Regions from separate parts of the Mus musculus genome. Here region 2 is linked to region 1. A link is a loop called in an ENCODE intact Hi-C map of the cell type or tissue named here. Cell type or tissue: left cerebral cortex. All regions are shown on one strand. Links, peaks and the distances in the headings refer to the core of each region. The heading gives the core; the rest is flanking DNA.

Region 1 (10,781 bases), core at 1,743-9,742:
AAGTCTGCAAACTGACAGAGACCGCAGGAAGATGAGGAGCTAGCAGAACTCGGGGTGATCCTTCTACTATTCTAATGTCAGACACACATCACACATGTGTCCACATCCACTCAAAGTACAACCCAGTAGTGAGCCCAGCGTGAACTGATGCAGGCCGAGGGAGCTGTTATAGACAGGGCATGGGAACCACCTTTATATGGGAACCACAGCTTCTTCTTGCTGTGACGCTAAAGGTCCTCTCAAAACAGAATTAAAGTGGTTTTTACTACTTTATAACTTATTTTAAAGGTCTAAAACCAAGGCAAAAATCAAAAGATTTGAGAGAGAGAAATCACTGACATGGGCCAGTTTTATCTTTCTAAGCATCCCTGACTCGCTTTTCGGAAGCTCCCACTGTTTGCACACAGCTGTAAGAAATTCCTGGGTATCCTTTCAAGTCACATACTCAGTTTCCTGCCAGGTCGATTCTGGTCTTGACTCTGAACAACTCCACGCCAGAACTGTTCCTTCATTTTGCAGACTTGCCTTGCATTCTAATTGACCATGTCTGTAAGAAACACCATCTCTAAAGAAAGTGACACAGCAGCCATGACCACAACTGCAGCCCTCCATATCTATATGTATACATACACATCATACACACAGCACGTGACATGTAAACACACATGGTCTGGTTAGGCTGGCTGGCTGGCCAGCTTCAGCGATCTGTCTCCCCGTGCTCCACTCCAAACACAGCGCTGTAAGCATACAGTGCTAGACCTAACCTTCCATGTGGAAGATCAACATTATGGTCCTTGTGTACAGCAGGTGCTCTACCAGCTGAGCTATCTCCCTGTCTACTACCTCTCCTTTTATCCATCAGGATCAGGGAATTTGCTGTGAGATTGGGTCTCCTGGTAACATCAGAAGCTGCACCCATGAAGTCTCATGGACATGACCACCCAAATGTGAGCTGAACAAGGATAGCATCAACAGACATGCCAAAGTGGGTGAAGAGCACCTGCAAGGCCTCAACCCTACACAAAGAACTGCAGGCCACTAGGGGATGCCGAGACCTGGAGAACTAGTCTTCCCCAGGGAAGTTCTCCAGTACCAAACGGTCAGTCCTGAAAACATGCATACAAGTAACACTGTACAGAATAAGCAAGGTATATTTACGTATTAGAGGCTATACATGTATATACAGATACATATTTGCATGCAACAACAATGTAAAAAGTGGCCATGAATTTGAAGCGCACAAGGAAGAGTACATGAGAAGGATTGGAGGGAGAGAGGGAAGGGAGAAATTGTTATAACTACAATATCAGAAAATATCATAAAATAACTCATATTATGAATTTTAAAATAATATATAATATACATTAAAATTAGATTAATTATGTGTATGACCTGACTTGTGAGAAAGATTTTCTAATTTCTTATTAACCTATCTTTATAGCATTTGGTAAAAGTAATAAAGTTTGTTAAATAACCCTCCTGCCCTAAAATAAAAAGGCTATTAAACTGAGTAGCAGGCTATACAACAGAAAAAGTATATACATCATGTCCAAATCCGCAGGAGAGAGACTTACACTTCAGAAACAGCGCAGCAGCTTGGATCTGCCACTGACCCAGAAGCACAAGTGGGCTGTCTGCCTCAACCACAGTGAATCTGGGATCTGAGGCATTTGTAGTTCTCGGCTTGGTTTTTACAGGATGGCAGCCTGGGAGACCGAGGATTTTTTTAAAAATGATTCTTCAAAGCTTCAAATCCCAGAGAACTACTGAATGTCATGTGAACGTGAGGTCAATGCTACCTACACGGTGTGGCTGCAAGAGTCAATGAACCAGGCAAGAAAGCCACAGCCATCTGCAAGCAAAGCGTCCCTTTCTTTAAAACTGCCTGGGAAGGCTGAGGATACAGCTTTGTGGCAGACTGCTTGCCTAGCATGACATAGCCCTGCATTCGATACACATGCGCACGCGTATGCGCATGCACGCATGTACAGAGCCAACACATAATACGAATGTAATGTATTTGTAGAAGTGAGTTGTCTAATATTTGGGTCTAAGCATAGTTTTCACCAGTTTAACTTTCTTAGGGACCCAACCTAACACAAAGACATGTGAAGAGACGTAAATATATACAGCGGCGCTATGAATGGTCTATGACTCATTGTGTCCTACACAGTGTGTACGTATGGGCGGGTATAGTAGATTGGAACAGTAATGTGTGCAATGAATGACATAATCCCATATAAGTACAGGATCCCAGTTCTTAGAATAAGCCCTTCTCTCTTAAAAAGAAAATTTGTTTTCTTTGTTGATCTCTATAGCTAACATTTGAGCTGTCTCCCAATAGCTATATGGTGGATACAGTGACTCGGGTAGTATTAAAAAGCAAACAAGAGAAGAAACATTTTCATATCACAGGACTTGAGGCTCAGTCTAAATTCTCACTTGACCTTGACACCTACCACTGTACTCTCTGGAACTCAGTTGCCCTAAAGCTCCCCACAAAAATGAAGGACATGCCCTCATTGCTCACAGTGTCAGATCTCCAATGACAGTCTGGGCCTCCAAATTCTGGTCACCCTCACAGCTCCGAGTCTGAGCTCATCCTGTACTCTCTGGAGATAGGAGGAGGCAATGGAGACACTTCAACTGACTGGAACATCACCAGCCGAGTTTTAAGGAAACTCCACTGACCAACACAGTCAATCCCTAAGGACTCCTCAGCCTATCCCGGGAAAGAAGAGCAAGGGGGACAGGTACCCGGCAAATCTCCACTCTGTTGGCAGCCTCCTCCATCTCCTCCCTGAGGGCATCGGCTTTGGCACCCGCAGGCTGAAGGCTGCTGGAAAGCCCTGAAGACTTGGAAGTCTGCTGCCACCTGACAGAAAACAAGAGAGAAAAAAGGATACACATGAGACAGGTGGAGCTCAGGTGGAGCCCAGGTGGAGCCCAGGTGGAGCCCAGGTGGAGCCCAGGTGGAGCCCAGGTGGAGCCCAGGTGATATGGCCGAATGCTGAAGAAATACCTGGCCAGTTGTTAGCCAGGATTGGCCAGGAAACACCAGTGCCACACTCGGTGAGAGGCTCACCTTTCCACAGCGGAAATGAGTGAAGCTGAGGATGAGGCGACCCTACCCACAGGACCAACATCCCACAGTTTGCCACTGTGTCCTCTATGACCTTCCACACACTAAAGCCAAATGACAGTCACCAGAGCTGTCCTCTTTTCGCTGACAAATGACAATTGTTGACATTTATGGAGCAATGCATGAGCTGCTGATATAAGAACAGGATGCAGGATGGTTAAACCAAACTAACTAACATACCCAGCATCTCACTCAGACTTCGTTACAAGATATTTGAAACTTAATCAGGCCCACCACAGTGAACTGCAACGCAGCCCATATTTTGACTAGCACTGCCTTTTTCAGTTTGGTCACTACCATTCATTTAAGTTCCTCACAGGCTCCTCGGTTTGAATGCACCTAACTGGCTGAAGCCAATAATGGGTGTGAGGCTAAAAGGAAGAAAGACTGATGGGATTAAAGGAAACACTGACAGACCTAAAAGCCAATTCGAAGGTTAAAAAAAAACTCCACACTGGGAAAACTGCAATAGCATCAGGCCCACATTTTGCAGCCACATATTAATTCTGTAAAGACACATCGGGGCAGGGAGAGCCCTGGCCGCATGAGGAAGACACTCAGGAAACATAGAAGGGAAAATAAATGTTAACCCTTGTGTCTCGTTGCTGGAGTTGACATCAGGGAAAGACAGAAAGGACAGAATGGTCTCGCAAGAAGAAAGGGCTCTCTGCAGGGTTCCTCTTCTGGGGAGGCAGAGATCTCACCCACTCACAGGGACCAGCAGGCAGGAGAAAGGACAGGACAGTCCATTATTGTAACTTGCTTGCTGGATCTTTTATGTTCACCTGGAGAGCTATTTCTAGCCCGTGAGGAGCACAGTGGGGCAGTCAGAATGACAGATGGCTGCTAAGTCTGACTTCAGTCTGAGAAAGCAGGAAGATGAGGGGTTGGGGAAATGGGTGGGAAGATGCCTTGTCTGAGACGGACTGCTGGAGCTCACGTAGGGATGTGGTCACGGGCTGCCAGGTGTTTCGACTGACAAGAGAATTGAGAAATCTTCCTGGGAAGTTCCCTGATGGAAATGTGACCAAGATGAGAGGTTTTCTTTTAAATACAATATAAGTACAGGCCAAACAAGGGCCTTCCCCCAGCCCCCAGATCATGTACAGCCTGGCAATTGAGGGGTCCAAATACCAGGACAACAACTTCCCCTGCCCCAGAATTAAGTGAAAAATCTAATGAACAGATAGCTAACTGGTAGTTCTGCTGGGTTGTTGTTCTTATCTGTAGGACAAACATAAGAATGTGGGGGTATAGGATTCAAGGGGGCATTAATAGCAGAAAGTGACAAAATGAAGGTATCTCAGCCTGTCAGAATGCAACAAGGAAAACCATTGTACAAAGGCTCTCAGATGCTGGGCTGGTTACATTCTACCAGGAGGACCCAAGCCCTGAGCACTACACTGATTCCAAGATAATCATTTAGAGAAATTTGAAAAGCGATTGCTCTAAGCTGAAACAGTAAGAGAAGCTAGCAGGAATCCCCGATGACTCTTCCTATAGAGATGCGCTCTACATAAAAGACCCATTTGTGGACTGACAGCAACTATCCAGAGTCAGCTATTGTAAGTAAAGGCATTAGAGTACTGAGGGACTTGGGTCATACAAAACATGGGAAAACATAGCTGTAAGTTATATGAGATAACAAATACACATCCATGTTGATTATAGGATCAAGAGAGAGCCACCACCTGACCAAGCTACCTAAGAACCAGCCAATAGATGCTTTAAAATGTGTGTATAGGTGAGGCGGGGGTTGGGGGCCTGGGGGGGGGGGGACCTTAAGGGCTGCAGTTCAGATCTCAATGCTCACACCAGTTTTCTGTCAGTATATTTAGATCTATTTCATTGACTTGCAGCAAACAGAACAGAATTACTTTAACACTGACAAATGCCATGTGTTTGATTCAATCCTCATTAAAGGTTGAATAAGTAAGATGGATCTGACAGATTCACTAGTGTAGTACTAAAATTCAAAGACCTAGTCATGGAAGTATTGACCAAGATGTGCTGAGTGAGGATAGATAAAAATGACTTTAAGGGGGCTCCGCGCAGAAGCACTGGGGTATATAGTACACGGGCAGCAGCCAGGAGGGAAGAATGCCTTCACGGCCAGACGCAGCTCGTCACCCATGTTAGGACCCACCAAATGTGGCTGAATGGGGAAAGAGTGTGGAGGTGGGGGGATGCTGAGAACCAGCCACCTCAGGAATGTAATTTGTGATTCCTGCTATTCACTATCACTCCGGAAGTCAGTGTGAATTTCATGGCTGTATCCTGACAGCTGTTCCTCGCTGACTAAGTGTGCAGCTTGAAGGGAGATGGCAGGAAGCAGTGGTTGGCTGGTTGCTTGATGTGGCTGTCAGCAAAGTCCTACAAGGCAGATAAGCCCAGACTGCATGCAGCCACTCAGCCTCAAGGGACAAGAGCAAGAACCTTTACTGAGGATGTCCATGTCACCCTAAAGACCGTCACTGAACTGACTGGAGCGTCAGTATCACGGGGGTTTGGGTCAGTCCTCTCATCAGTTACTAAACCAGACTCATGAAGAAAAGCCAGCGGAGAGCACGAGGGGCCTGAGCTACCTACAGTAATCTGCCAAGCGACTTTCTAAGAAGTGATTCATCCAAGGCCATGGGTCTACAAAAGAGCATGCCTGGATCTTGTTTCCTGATTTGTGAACCCTACTGGCAGGCTCTTAATCCTAAATCCCTCTGCCCAAGAGCTTTCTGGTTTTGCTTGTTTCATAAAAGTAAAATGAGAAAAAGTGATTCAGACTGAATTACAAAGGACTTACGGAATAAACAGTTCCTTCTAGACCAGTGTGTGTGAACTTTTGCTCATTTAACTTAGGTTTGTGTGTGCACATGCACACGCGCGCACACACACACACACACACACACACATACACACACACACACACACACACACACACACACAGAGAACACTGTAAGGATAAAAGGCAGTATGTACCATGTCCACCTGTAATAGCCACAGTCAACATCAGGGCCTCTGGCACTGATCTCCTGAAACTACAGGAAGTTTGTAGTGTGAGTAGCAGGTACAGAATGGCCTTGGAGTTGCTTCACAGAAGGGCTATCATAGGGACTCTCCCTTTACACCATCCACTTTAGTAGTGGACACATGTCCAGAATGAGAAATGCACACATCTCCTTGATGCACACATAATGTATCTCTGTTCTGCCTCTTGGTTCTCATGCCCACTCTTCCCTAGGTCAGGCACCTTCTTCCTGCACCCCAAAATTACACCACCCTAGGCCCTGTGCACCATCCCTTCTGCTTAGACAGTTTCCCCCACATCTTTGCACCGTTGCCTCCTTCTGGTTGTATAGATTCTGACCAACCATCTATTCAAAAAAGCACTCTTCTGTTTCCCCATCTGATGCTGGTGCCTCTTCCTCTACTGTTCCTTTCCAAAAATAGCCAGTGTGATCTTCTTCTTCAATAGATGGCTGCCTAAAATTGTCCTCCTGCCCAAGGTCTGCCTTCAGATTCAACTGTAGCCTCCAGATGGGCAGGGAACCCACGTTTCTGGTGTCTGCTGTTACCTCCAGTGCCTGGTACACAGGAGGTAGTAAGAGAAACTTAACAGATGAGATCTACCCCCATGCACACACACAAACCTGCTCCCACCCCCAAATATCACGGTCCCGTCAGCGAGGCTGCAAAGGAAGGGAAGAGACTCTACCTGGTCTCTTCAGAGGGAGGAGGGAGGAGGGAGGAGGGAGGAGGGAGGAGGGAGGAGGGAGGAGGGAGGAGGGAGGAGGGAGGAGGGAGAGGGAGGACTCTTACCTGGTCCGGGAAGAGTCCATGTCAAGCACCAGCTTGGCTAAATGTTTCCTCTGCTTTTGAATATTTGGAATTTCCACCTGTAGTTCCAGAAGAGAGGAGACACACAGTCAAACCCAAGGTCAAGGTTAATATCGGAAGAGCTAGGCTCTCAGAGAATGCTGGAAGAATTACTGGCAGTCACCTGAATGTTTGCTGCAAGTCTCCCGGTCCTTGTTTTCAGAGTAAAACCTTTTCCCCTTCGCCACTGTCTTGAATCCAGTCATCCACAAGTAGCAATTATGTTTCATGTTTACAATCTAATGTCAAGCTCCTGGATTTATCATCTAGTATAGCTACTGCTTTCCTCCCTCCCTCGCCACTGTGTGTGTGTGTGTGTGTGTGTGTGTGTGTGTGTGTGTGGTGTGAAAATCCACCTGAGAGTTGTCCCCCACATCTAAAGGACACAGTATAGTGTCCTCACCCCAAGCTGCCCACTGCATTTCTAGAACTAGTACTTATCCTGCATACATAGAACACTGTTCTCTTGACCAGTAGGAGATGAAATATTCAATTCCTTAAATCCCTAAGCTGTACCTGTTCTTTCTCCCCGGGACACCCAGCAGGCCCCTCATTACCTGGGGACATTTCTAGGTTCTGCGTATCTCTGCTTGCCCAGGGAAGCACTGCTCTTAGCCACACTCCTGCTCTTAGCCAAACCAGAAACAAACAAATAAGAAACAAAACAAAACAAAACAACAACAACAGAAACAGAGCCAATGGCTTCTGTGTCTACTTCCATAAGGGCCAAAAGCAGGAGTAAGGAAGGGCACACTACCATTTGAGTGCTAGCAGACCTAACTCAAGTGAACAGTTGAGCTCAGAGAAACTGTGGCCTTAGCAGACCCGCGATGCCAAGCATCTGCTGAGGGCTACCACTAGGACATACAGTTTATATTTATGGAAACAAAGGAGCCATGTTAGCATATTTATAGAAATAAAGCAAGGTTTCCCACAGTCAGCAGGGAATAACTCGGCCTCCGTGGAGTTCCTGCAAGGGCTTCTTCCATATTGGTTGTATGTGGATGCTCTTTTTATATTTCTCTTTCTAAAAATGACTTCCTTGAAGACTACAGTGCAGGGTTTTGATTTCGGGCCCAGCAAAAGTAGGGCAGGATGGGAAAATTAAAAAGGAAAATTGGCTATGAATTGCATGGAAATCATCTTGGGGCTCAGGCTTTTTTTTTTTTAACACTCGGGGGAAGCGTGGGGGTGGGGGGATGTGAGAGAACCCAGTGCTCCGTGAGGGAGAGGCTTTCTGCCCACTCAGCTGAGCTGGACTGAGGGATGCATGGAGAGGACAGCTCAACAGCAAGAAGCATCCCAAGCATGCACAGAGCTGGGGGGCAGGGCTGGGAGGCAGAGTGTGGTTCAAGTCTCAGCCAGGGGCCTGAGTTCCCTGCTGAGTCTTGTGTCTCCCCCACCTCACCCCAACACACACACTTTTGGGGTTGTTTCAGGCTTTGGCCAGAGCCTTATAAGGAGCAGGTGCCTCTCAGGAGTGTTCCCGCCAGGGGCAGATGGGAATAAGGTCAATGGTTAATTGATTCCATCCACAGTGTGTGATCCAAGGGCTTACAGCTGTTCTATGCTGAGCCGTCAAAGCACCGTGTCAATTTATTCTTCCATCTCCTTTAGGTTCATACCCAATTATTTATTTATACCTCTGTCTCAGAAAGAATACAGGAGAGACAAGGACATGCTGAAGGTGATCTAGAGATGAAACCAGATGTGGACTGGGCAACATTACAGAGCTTCTAAAACTTCTAGTCGTGTGAGATGACGTCAGTTTAAATTTAAATGGGCAGAAGACAACTAGGATTAAGTCTGAGTCTCCCGGGTTGCACTAATAACCACATTCGATGTGTGTCATGGCTGGAGAAGGCTAGGGGCTAGCTCACAGCACAGGGACAGACAGCTCCATCTCTCACACAGAGCAACTGTTAGGTTTTGTATGGCCAGTGAAATGCAACAGAGAGATCCACACTGAGAGGCCCATAAACCTCCGCGGTTTATCTCAGCGGATAAAGCTGCGTGAGATGGGAACTAGGGAAACTGCCACAAAGACGTTAAGATAGCTTTCTAATAAAATCGTTTAATTTAATATCCTGTATAATCCAGGAAGAAAAGGACACCAAGCAAAGAGACCTTAAGATGCTCTTACATCAGCTCCCCAGACTCCTATGGAGGAAGCTGCCATTCATGACACTAGTTGCTAAAGACTGGAGATGGGCAGGGAACGGGGCGTTGGGAGGGGCCGGGGTGATGGGTGTGAGTCTGCCTGGCTTTGTATGCTTATCCATTCGAAGGTGAACAGAGAAGACAGTGGGGGAGGGAAAGAAGCTGAAAGCTCCACCGTCCTTGGAAATCTTGATCATGGTGTGGTCATGATGCATCCTGACGGAAGACAAGGTCAGCGGCTGGCGAGAAGGAAGGAAACAGTGGAGGGCTGGACATGAAAAGACTGTCACTGTCCCAGGCTCAGCCTCACCTCAGCGAGCAGGAACAGGGGCTCGATCACATCCCTCTCCACTTGCAGCTCAAAGTGGATCAGCTCCTGAGCTAGCTTGTCCTCCGTCTCTCCGCAGAGCTTCAGCATCTTCCTGCAAGCAAGGGGGGAAGGCATCCTGAATATCCTGGACCGCCACATCAGGCAGAGTCATGCTCCAAGTCAGTGTCAATAAGCTGGCTGGTTCCTATGGCTACCGGTGGCCAAGCTGCTCCCACTGACTCCATGTCTGAAGTTATCCCCTACTCCAAACACTGCTGAGGGACTGCCAGGGACAATGGGGATGCATGGGAACTATGAGAAATGGGGGGGAGGGAGGGGGAAACAGGATCACCCAAGCTCAATCCGCCAGCATTGGGATTCAATTGCTTCCTCTCTCGGTTGGGATTGCCGGAGAGAGCAGGTAAGATGGGTCCTCGAACACACCACACCTTCAAACATATACCTAAAACTCAATTCCACTAGGACCGTTCTCCTAAGCCACAAAAACTTACTTAGAACACAGTGAATATTTAGTGTGTATATGGAAAAAGCCAGAAAGTCACCCTACAGATTGCCCAAGACTGACCAAATAGTAGGCAACATAACAAAGAGAAAGTCCATTTTCTGAGAAAAGGGACTATTTCAAAGATGTTAGTTTCTCCCAAATGGCTGTCCTCTTTACACCGTACAATGTTCATTGAAACTCAGGTATGTTTTAAATATCAACAAAAGAATAAGAACACAATTTATTCTCAGCTTACAGAATGCCTTCTCTATTCTAACATGGTTTGTACATAATATGATGCTACCATTTGGCCAAAAATGTTTCCAGCATTGGTTTTATAGTCAGTTTATCTTGCATACATGGCTCTTTCCCCAGTGCGGGGACTGAACCCAGGGCTTACACACACCCAGCAAGAACACTACTAGTGAGCTTCCTCGGCTCTACTTGCTTTTCACACGCATTGATTTTTAGGACTTGTTCATATTTGCTTATGGGAAATTCATCACTTTGTTATGTGGAGTTCCTTTCTATGAACATGCCTACCTCCATGTTAAGCTTTTCCATGATCAAAAGATTTTGGCGACCACACACACACTGCTGTAGTATGTATGTATATATGTATGTATGCATAGCTCATATGTATGCATATACCATATATCATATATCACATCTGCATACATACACATTCATGCCCAGCCTCTTTTCTTATGTTTGAGGGTTTCCACTGCTCTGTGCCTCATGACTCTGAATATGGACATCTTGATTCCTATCAACTTGGTGAATCTGTATGCCAT
Region 2 (10,781 bases), core at 1,591-9,590, 79 kb after region 1:
GAGAAAATGCGATATTTGTCTTTCTGAAACTGGCTTATTTCACAGGATAATCTCGCTACAATCATTTTCCTGCAAATGACCTAATTTTATTCTCCTTCATAGCTGAATAAAACCGCATTGTATACACACGCTACATCTTCTTTATCTGTCCATCTGTCTGTAACTCAATAAACACGCATGATCAAGTATCTCTTACTTACTTACTGACTATGCTGACTTAGAATCCTTCAGCTATAAACCCATGAGCAATGCCTGAATTATATGGTAGTTCTTTTGGTTCTTTTCGGAAATCTCCATACTGATTTTCACAGCAGCAGCCATCAGTATACATCCACACCAGCAGCAAGCGTTGCTTTCTCCCACCTCCGTGCAAGCATTTACTGTCCTCTGTTTTCTTAAAGACTCCCATTCTTATGAGGAGACAGAATCTTCACGTTTTGATTGACATTTTCTTTACAGCCGAGAATCTTGATTGTACTTTTCATATATTGATCAGTTTTTGCACATTTTTTTGAAAAGTGTCTATTCAGTTCGTTTGTCCATTGACTTGATGGATTAGTCAGTCTTTGGGTGTCTGACATTTTAAAGTTATCTCTTCAATCTGTTCAATATTTCCTTTGTAGTGTAGCTTTCAAACTTCATGCAAATCCCTCCTACTACTTCCCAAGCTACTGGACTCCTGTTTAGAAAATCCTGGCTGTGCCTGTAGCTTTGCTTTTTACTGTTGTCTCTTTGCAGGTCCTGTATCAAAGTCACTAGAATCAATGTTTGACATGTGGATATCGAGATCTGATCTCTCAGTACTATTTTCTCCAGTGAACAGTTGACACCTTTGTCAAAACACTAGGGTGGCTGTACCATTCGGTACTTCCTGATCCTCCTCTGTTCTGTTACTGCTGAGCCCGTGCCACGCTGTTTCAGGTACTATGGCTCTGCAGTACCGTTTTAAATGGGTATTGTAATAGTGCTAAGACCGCACTCTCTATGAGCAGGATTGCACTGTCCACTTGGGTCTCTGATGCTTCCGTATAAATTCATGTATTCTGTTTATGTGAGGACGCCATATTTGATAACATTTCATGAGATCTGTACATCACGTTGGCAACAGCCATTTTCACATTAATTCTGCCGGCCAATGAGCATGGGAGGTCTCTCTGCCCTCAGTGCCCTCTTCCATTTCTTTCCTCAGTATCTGAAAGTCTTCATTGCAGAGGTCCTTCATCTCCTTCATTACACTCATGACTAGTTTTTGTTTGTTTTGTTTCTTAAAGTTACAGTTCATGGGAGGGTTCTGGTGTGGTGGCGGAGGTTGTTGTTGTTTTTCTTGGTCTCCTAATTGGCAAGTTCATTACCGTTACGTGGGAAAGTAGCTGGTTTTTATATGCTGGCTTTGTAACGAGACAAGTTCTTGGTGGAAGAACTTGTTTGATTTTATTGATTTATACTAATATTTATTGAGTACTGACAATGTACTCAAATTTGGCACCCAAAACCATCAGTGAGCAGAGCAAGCCAAAATCTCTGCCTCTGAAAATGTCACACTACAGTGAAGTGAAAGAGTAAATAAACTTCATGTTTGTGCACAGTTATGGGGTAACACGTGGTGTTGGACTAAGCAGAGCCTGGGGCTGGGTCCTGAGCACAGTGAGACAAGGACACACCTGCCAGTCAAAGGGAGCTACATGGAGAAAGCAGGAGACCACAGGGTTAGCAGTGAAGGGAAGAAAAATAAGAAATAAGAAATAGTAGGCATGATGCGGAAGAAGATTCTGGGGCAAAGAAAGAAACAGTGCAGATGCCATGAGGTGGAGATACGAGTGGTTCATTATAGAACGAGGAAAAGCCCAGTGGACTGAACGGGGGTCAGCTCATGTGTCAGCAGAGCTAGGCTCTACAGGTGTGTCCTCAATCTCAGGTCAGGAAGGGGCCTGCACTCACAACTGGGAGGAATCCTAGTCATACAATGTAACTTGTGCCAAGGGTCTAAGAGGGAAAGCTGACAGAAGATGGCCCAGGAAACCAGAAACCAGAATAAGAGCAGGAACCTGGAGCAGGCTGTTCTAGGTGCGCTGTGTGCTGTGAGGAGCAAGCTCAGGAAAGTGGAGAAATGCAGATGGAGCCGGGCGTGGTGATGCAAGCCTTTAATCCCAGCACTCAGGAGGCAGAGGCAGGTGGATTTCTGAGAGAGGCCAGCCTGGTCTACAAAGTGAGTTCCAGGACAGCCAGGGCTATGCAGAGAAACCTTGTTGGGGGGGTGGGGGGGCGGACAGAAATGCAGAGGAACAGATGAAGGGCAAAAGGAAGCATGCTGGAACAGGAATACAGGTGAGGTAAGAGAACAGCCAGACAGGAGAGCTGAAGGGACAGGCAGGGAATCTGGCCTACAGGACCCAGCAGGTGCCTTCCTGCCAAGTCCTACACTGCCACACAATAGATAATAATGACAATAGACAACTTGTCTCCTCCCCTCCATAAAAGTAGAAATGAAAGCTGCCCTAATTTATTTAATCAAAGTTGATTCCTAAGCTGCAAAATGATGGTAAGAATCTGAAGCTGTAGGCCAACGTCACTATGAATAGGAAGAGATGAAGTTGCATACCGGATGTAAATTAAAAAATTAAGTGGAAGCTCAAAGTAAGCAAATCCAACTGTAAATCTTTAAATACAGGTCAACTGTGTTTGTACTCTCGATGAGTGGATAATTCAACGTGAGGACAACCTACTCATTTCAACTATTTCACTTAAAATTAGAGAGGGAATCCACATGACACAGAGAAGCATTTGATACAATTCAATATCGAGTCTAAATATGAAAAAAAGAGAAAATACTTCATTGTGAATTTAGGTGATTTTCTTAAGCTTTACAAATTATTCCTGCAAGAACCCAAACCCTACCATAAATAGTACAGCGAACACTAAAATCACAGGGTACTTAATGCCAGGGCTTTAACACGATCTGGACAGCCTACCAAATCCCGAGTGTGGAAAAGTACATGGTTTAAACAAAGAGGAAAAAGTATCCATGCATTTGCAAATATCTATAAGGTAGAACTATCTCAAATTAAAAGTTTTATAGGAGAAAAAAAATGGCCAAATATCAACAATGCCATATGGATCCATATGTTAATTTTAAAATTTACCAAAGATATAACTATGAGAACTGATAAGAAATTTCACCAAGGTTACTGATAATATATATATTTTAAAATTCCATGATATCAGCAACACAAAACTATAAAGATAGCATAACAATATAGCATCTACGAGAGCAAGAGAACCATAAGAACCTGTAAGTGTGATAAACACAGATGGCACTGAATTAACAGAGAAACGGTGACCAGAAGGCCTGGACTACATGCTAACAATTCATTATGGATAGACAGATAGATGTGGAAAACAGTGGAATATGTAAAAGACACCCACAGGCAAAAGACACCCACAAGCAAACAGAGTCCTACTCTCTATTGGCAAAAGGGAAGAGGAAATTAAATAAGAAAACAGTTGTGTTAAAAAAGACACAAAGTAATTGTGCTCCTTATATAGGAAATTTAGCCCTCTGTACTGAAGCTATGTGAGAAGGAAAGTCACTCTGGATGTGAACCTGGTATTCATTCACAAAGGCCCTGAGGTCCAATGTGTGGAAGCCAAAGCGAAGAAAGGGCTGGAGACGTTGCGCGAGGAACCACCCAGGACTCTTGGCCACAACTGAAATGGAACAAGTCAGGGGTACTGACCATTAGTCCATTATGGTGGTGTGAGCCCTGTAGTGTGTGTTGGAAGGAATGATGGAATGAGAGGGATCATCTGAAGGACTGCAAGGAGGGCCCAGGAGCACCTCGAAATCACAAGGGAAAGAAAGGGAAAAGCGGAGGTGGAAAAGCCAAGGCAGGCTCCCAGCATTCTTGCTTCGGTGTCTGGCACCAATGACAGAAATAGAACACTCTGGAGACAGGGCCAGGATGAAAAGTTTGATTTCAGAAGTAGAAAATTAACACAGTAAGATGCTGTAGCCAAAATGGCCAGGGAAACTTAAGAGCACTGGGGAATGAAAATTCAATTATCTCCTTATGGAAAGCCATGGTTTCAGTCGCACTGAGAGTAACACTGGCTCTAATGCTACACCCAAGAAAATGCCAACAAAGAAAAAACATTAGAGAGGAAGACCAGAGAAGAGCAAATCAGTCAAGCCAAGAGGGTAAGGGACAGACTGAGTCTGGATTCCCTAGACCATAAGTGCATAAAAAGATTAAGATATCAAAAATTAGAGTCTCCACACACATGTACACAAATACAAATAATTTGTTCTGTAGGTGAGTATATATTTGGAATCTCTGCAGCCCAAGAAACCCTTCTTTTGCTTAAGAGGAGTTCAAAGTTACAAGAGCAGAAAGGCTGCTGACTTAGGTGCACATAGAGTAGGTTATAAAGTGCTGTTGTTAGCAAATGGTGAAAATACAGTGAGATAATTTGTGATCACATTCACAGAAGTTTAATGCCTTAAATCACTATAATTTTTTAATTTAACAATAACAACTAGCTATTGTTGCTAATCTGTGGTTAATTTGTTAAATTAAGCTTTATCATAGGTATATGAGTATACTTAAAAACATATGTGGGGTTCAGCACAATTAGTGGCATAAGGCAGGCACTGGTGTCTTAGAATGCACCCTCACATACAACAGGGGACTCTTTATTAAAATATTTCAGGGCTGGCGATGTAGATCACTTGGTAGAGTACGTGGCTATCATACAGGAAACTCTGGGTTCCATCTGCAGCACTGCAGAAAATGGTTACAGTGCTGAGTGTCCATAACCTTAGCACTAGGAAGGTAGTAGACGGGGGCAAAAGCTCTAAGTTACATAGCTAGTGTGAGGCCACCCTGGGCTACATTGAGAAGAGGGGGAGGAGGAAGAGGGGAAGAAGGAAGAAGAGGAGGAGGAAGAGGGAGAAAAGGAGGAGGAAGAAGAGGAGGAGAAGGAAGAGGAGGGGGAGGAAGAGGAGGAAGAAGAGGAATCAGCAATAGAAAAAACTGGAATTCATTGGACATGACCTCAGGTTTACATTTTGATGACAACCTGGGCTGGCTATTGTGCGAGAATCAAAAAGGAACAGAGCCAGTGTGCATTATGGTCAACTGTATCGGGGAGAAAACTGGCATCAAGTGGCTATGAATCCTCCATTCAGATGTCTGGTGATGGCAAACACCAGGATGAAGACATCTGGGCAGAAGACAGTGATCCAGGTCCTGGATGGGGTATGAGATGCTTTGAACATGTACCTGAGACAGGCACTGGCTAAGCTCCAGTGGCTTCTGAAAGCCTGGAAGCATCCTCACAGGCTCCCTGCATCCTCTCCTCCCTTTCAGATGTTGGTTCAGCACACAGCAGAAAATGCCAGCAAAACCAGATCTGCTCCTTGGCTCGAAATTCACACTCTTCTCTCTGGTTTGCACAGCCCATCTGCAGCTCTGAAGGGGCTGAGAGGCAGCAAGTGTGTGAGTCATCAACCTGCAAAGAACCATCACTGGCATCAAGGTCACGAAGTGCACGGGGAGAGATTCTGAATTACAGAATAACCCAGGAGGTCCATCCTTGCCTGTGAGCAGCACGGCTATGGGGCAGACTGGAAACCCCCGAGAAGACTGTAGTATCACCCAATCCACGACGCCCTGTGCTGTGGGATGGTGAACCAGGAAGGATGCGAAGGTAGGTGCAGCACTCAGCAGTCTGCCATCTGTTACCTTTTCTATGTTACTGAGCTTGGGAAAAGTGGTACAGATACAGCCATAGGGCTAGGAGCCAGACAGGGCAGGGTAGACAGAGGCTTTGAAGCAAAGAAATGGAAACAGTGAACCCAGATAAGCCTTCCAAAGTGTGGCGATAAATGGGAGGAGATGAAATGTGGGCAGCAGAGGATTGAGAGCTTATATTGGTATCCTAGGGAAGAGCAAACAGCTTCAAAGGTTGGTGGGTCAAGTTATTTGAAAGATGAGTTGGATGTGGAGGTAAGAGACGGGGATACTTGTATGAGGTTCAAGAAGAGCATTTGGGGGAGGACAGAAGAGAGGATGAAGAAGCCTCCTCTCGTCAGAACAGTGGTGGGGAGGCTGCACACCTGAAAGGCGAGGCAAACTCATCGGTGTTAGGGTTTTGCTGAAGGACTGATCATTAGTGAGGGAAGGGTGGTGGGAGGAGACTTGTTATATCATAGCACAGAACTTAGGGGGCTGTGATAGTGTTAGGTGTCAACGTTTCAAAAATCTAAAATCACCTTGGAGATAAGCCTCTAGGCCTGCCTAGGGGAGTTTATCTTGATTGTATGAATTCAAGTGGGAAGACCCACCCACCATGGGAGATTCTGGACTGTATAAGGGTGGAGAAATTGGACTAAATACTAGCCTGTATGCACCTGCTGCTCTCTTCCTCTAACTGCAGACGTAACGTTACTTCTGTCTTCACTGCCCTACTATCATGGATCTAACGTTGTAATGTATGCTAAAATAAATCTTCCTTACTTTTAAGTTGTTTTTGTCAGATTATTTTATCACATCAACAGGAAAAAAAAAAAAAAAAACTAGGACAGAGGCTAAGTTTCCCCAACAGCCATCTGCAAACTGGAGAACCAATGGCACCAGGCAAGCACAAGTCTCCAATTCTTACAACCAAAGAACTTAGTGTGTGACTTTTAGTTAGAGGTTGAAGTTCTGAGGACTCTAGAGCATCAAGCTGCTAATAAAATTCGTGGGGTCCAAATGGAAGAAAAATCTGGGGTCTGGGGTCTGAAGGCAGGAGGGAAAAAGTGGCCCCATTCAAGAAGAGAGAATTTACATCCCCTGTGCCTTCCCCATCCAGGTCCTCAGACAATAACTCAAACGCTAATCCCTTCCAGGAACATCCTCATAGATGCCAAAACACGATGCTTACAAGCTACCTGAGTATGCCCTCGTCCAGTCAAGTTGATGTCTCAAAGTAAGCATCATATCTATGTCAAAGCTTCAGTTTTCTTGGGCAGTACAAGGTCTCTATGAAAGAAAGATGACAGAGAAGTCTTTAGAAAGTAGAAAAGAAAAAATTTACTCCTGTTCAGGAGACTGAAAATGCATTCTTTTGTCAGAAGGCACATACAGAGGCAGCAATCAGGGCCCATTTGAGTTGGATGATAAAGAAGTCACGAGGGGGGGGGGGCGAGGATACCTTACACACTGCTGAGGGGAATGCAAAGTAGGCAGCCACTGTGAAAATCAGCATAAAGGTTAAAACAACTAGAAATAGAATTGCCATATGGTCCAGCCCTACAGCTTCTGGGTATTCTCAAAGGAATCTAAGTCAGCAGAACACAGAGATACAGGCACCTCTGTGCCTACCCTAGCACTACTCGTGACACCAGATGAATGACCAGAGAAAGTATGCTATGAATACAAAGTAGGCTTTTAAAAATCTGTGAAGCAAGAGTAAACATTACCTTTGGTATGTGGAGTCAGATATTTGCCCAGAGAAATGGAGGACAGTAGATAAACCAGCCCAGGGTTACCATCACTGCATTGTGCAATGGGTCCTCTCACAGGCTCTGCTGTGCCCACCGACTGGCTAACTTCAGCCTTCACTACCCCAGCCTAAGTCTTATTAAATGGCTCCATCCTGAGTTTTGCAAATGGCTTATATTCTACATGGGTTTCTCTCCCTGAGGAATTAAGAGCAATGGTTTATTAAATAGTACAACCCTCCCCATTGATGGACCTTCATAGACTTCTTCGTACTGAGCTTCCTAACAGTAGTTTTAACCCAGCAGGGCTAGAACCACATTTTTCTATCCCACGGGCAATCAGTGCTATCGTACTGCAACCTGACTAGTGGACTGTGGCCAAATCCAGCCATTCATCTGGCTGTGTATGTTCTATACGCAAAAAGTAATTTTTGTATTGAAAGAACTTTTTCTATTTTGTATGCATTGAATACTTTGTAATATGTACAGATTAGAATGAAATACAAATAGGAATATTTAATTAGCAGCACTGCGTCACGTTAATGCTGCCATTTATTCAGTGTCTGTGATTTGCTTTTTATGCTATAACAGCAAAGTCAAGTATTATCCCTCAAAGCCTAAAAGATTCACTACCTGGCCTTGTACCCATGTGTCTTAGGGTTTGCATTGCTAAGACAAACACCATGACCAAAAACAACTTGGAAAGAACAGGATTTATTTTAGATTACACATTAGAGTCCACCATGAAGGGACCAGGGCAGGAACTCATGGCAGACCCTGAAACAGAGAGCCTGCTTCTACCATTCTCTACTTACATTCATCCTCTTCATGGCCTGCTCAACCTTCATTCTTATATAACCCAGGACTACCTGCCTAGGAATAGCACCACAGCCCTCTTTCACCCTACCCTCACCCCCTGTGGGCCCTCCCAATTCAATCATTAAAGACTTGCTTATAGGCAATCTACTGGAGGCATTTTCTCAATTTAGATTCCTCTTCTCAAATGACCCTAGCTTATCAGGTCAACAACAACAACAAAAGCCAACGCAGGGCATCACAATTTCCTCCGTTATTGTAGTCACCTTTGACCAAACCCAAGTGCAGATACCCAACACCAGTGTCCAAAAAAATACAAATCAACTCAAGTTTTCAGCTCAGTGAAATCCTAGTGCAATCCAAACACCAGAACCACAGGACTTTATTGCTAATAAGGTCTAGGAATCTCCTGGCATTGTCTAAATGATCATGACAGATGTCAAAAAGAAAGGGAAGGAGGAAGGGGGGGTAGGAGGGAAGAAATGAGGGAAGGAGGGAGGGAAGGAGGAAAAGAAAAGAGAGCCAAAAGGCAATGGTTTGTACTCAGAGAATAAGGAAAAGAACGATAAACGCTTAGCTGCTTCTCTCTCTTCTGTCTTTTTAGTTAGGGTCTGGGGATCAAAGCTGTCATATAACCACTGTGATGGCCCTGTGTGGCTGAGGCTGTGGCTGAGGAAAGCTACTGGCCTCATCTCCATACAACATGGAGAATGGTCTTCTAACAGTGCCTATTATACAATGCAATGGATTTTATTTTCCTTGGGGGTGGGAAGGCTGATGTGGGTGAATATGTGTCCCTGCACACCAATGAGCCCAACATACACTGACCATTTTCTATGAACAATATGAGTTTCAGAACAGAAAACAAACATGTAAAATAATCTACTCTTACAAGGCCCATTACACATGAATGCTGACCTTTCTCACTGAAATTCCAGTGAATGCCAGCATCTGGATGAAGCCATCAAAGTCCTTACTCATCAGCACGCTGCCATGATTGTGTCTTCCTCCTTGTCTAGTTGCACAATTCTCTTGTTGACTTAAGTCGGATTTAGCCAGTACCTTCAGTTGCTCAGTGCTTCCTCTCTTCTAACTCAAATGCTTGTTCATATAGATCATAAGTCCTCCGAATTGGTGAGACCATCACAAGGGCCAAATATCCAAATATAAACTAATATCTAGTGGGCATGCTTGGAAATAGTGGGGTTAGACCGATGAGTCACAGCTAGCCCCATGACTTCTTCCCTGCAGCCAAGAAACATGACTCCCTTCCCAAGGGTCTCGGGACTCCAGAGACGCTGACAGAGAAGCAGCAGAGGAAGAAACGATTCCTCTTCCCAGATGCACACAGCCTCGGCTCTATCACAGAAGGATGATATAAAGATCTCACCACTCTGTCTTTGCCAAGCTCTGCCTTTAAGTCTAACTGCTTCACCAGCCACAAGTACGTGGAAAGCCCTGCCATCACTGAACCCCCATACCACACTGTGCCTAGGCAAAGACACCATAGTGTTGGGAGAAGACGCTTATTGTAAATCAGAAGACACTTAACTGTAAATCAAATCTCCTCTTGCTATCCTCTCGCTTCTGCAGGATGGCTCTTGAATTGTATACGTGTTCCTCAAGGATCAAATTCATCTTACTAATTTATATAATAATGCCAAGAGCTGGCTTGACAAGAATTTACCAAATCCATTTCCCTTTAAATAAACCTGAATCTATATATAGCTTATAACCTTGAAATGGATCCTGAATCTCAATTCACATAAACATGGAAGTAAAGTCCCTACCTACCATAAGGAATATTATTTTTCATTTTTGGTTGACATCTGAAAAATCCTATGATGATATGTTGAATACTTGCAAAAGAAAGCTTAAAGGATTTTAAAATGAGTCCAGCGGCTATGCCTCTCAGGCTGCACATCTGTCTCCCTTTTATGACTTCCTATGACCTCCAACACAAGATCAACAGAGGTGCTCATTCCCGCCCTTTGCAGTCTTACAGGAAATGGAGGTGGTAGCACCCTCAACAATGTCAGCTCTGGAAACTTGAGAAGACCATTCATCAAAGTCCTTGGTATGTCCAGTTCAGTATTCTTATCATGAATGGATTCTGAACTCTGTGAGATGTGTTTCTTACACAAGTTGATACGAGCATATGGTATTTCCTCCTTAGTTAATTTATCGTGGAAAATTACATTGATTCTCTTGTGAACGTCAGACCAAGCCCACATTCCTGGGGTAAACGTCCCTTGGTTATGGTATTATTCTTTGATATACTGCCCTACTTGACTGGTTGTTTTTCAGAATGGCTGCATCCACACCCTTACTGCTACCTCCTACACTTTTCTGGTAATGTCTTTGTCTTGCCTTATCAGCAGAGTCAATGCAGGCCTCACCAAGTCATGGGAAATGTCCGGTTTCCTGATAGAGTCTAGTAGAATGGGTGCTATTTCTTTAAATGCTTGGCAGACTCTGCCAG

The links. A loop is a pair of places that touch in the nucleus more often than their neighbours do. Peaks named below come from ENCODE experiments on the same cell type or tissue, not always from the same donor. Only the 100,000 strongest peaks of a DNase experiment are listed, where the experiment ranks them.
Region 2: a loop joins it to region 1, with 2.6 times the contacts of the local background. A loop is called at or near these places in 4 of 42 quality-filtered maps.

Annotation. Positions count from the first base shown.
Region 1 is chr11:65,050,342-65,061,122 of GRCm38, forward strand. Arhgap44 (Rho GTPase activating protein 44) reads right to left here. Exons shown (of 20, transcript NM_001099288.1): 5 at 9,483-9,594; 6 at 6,956-7,032; 7 at 2,758-2,875. Among named protein-coding and RNA genes, the nearest start is that of Elac2, 77 kb to the left of the region's middle. In left cerebral cortex, for the core only: no CTCF peak of the experiment used is centred there; DNase peaks (open chromatin) are centred at 2,166, 5,469, 6,615 and 8,090; H3K27ac peaks cover 425 bases.
Region 2 is chr11:65,129,941-65,140,721 of GRCm38, forward strand. All of the region lies in intron 1 of Arhgap44 (Rho GTPase activating protein 44), which reads right to left. Among named protein-coding and RNA genes, the nearest start is that of 1700086D15Rik, 25 kb to the right of the region's middle. In left cerebral cortex, for the core only: no CTCF peak of the experiment used is centred there; DNase peaks (open chromatin) are centred at 3,927, 5,485, 5,670 and 7,259; H3K27ac peaks cover 1,207 bases.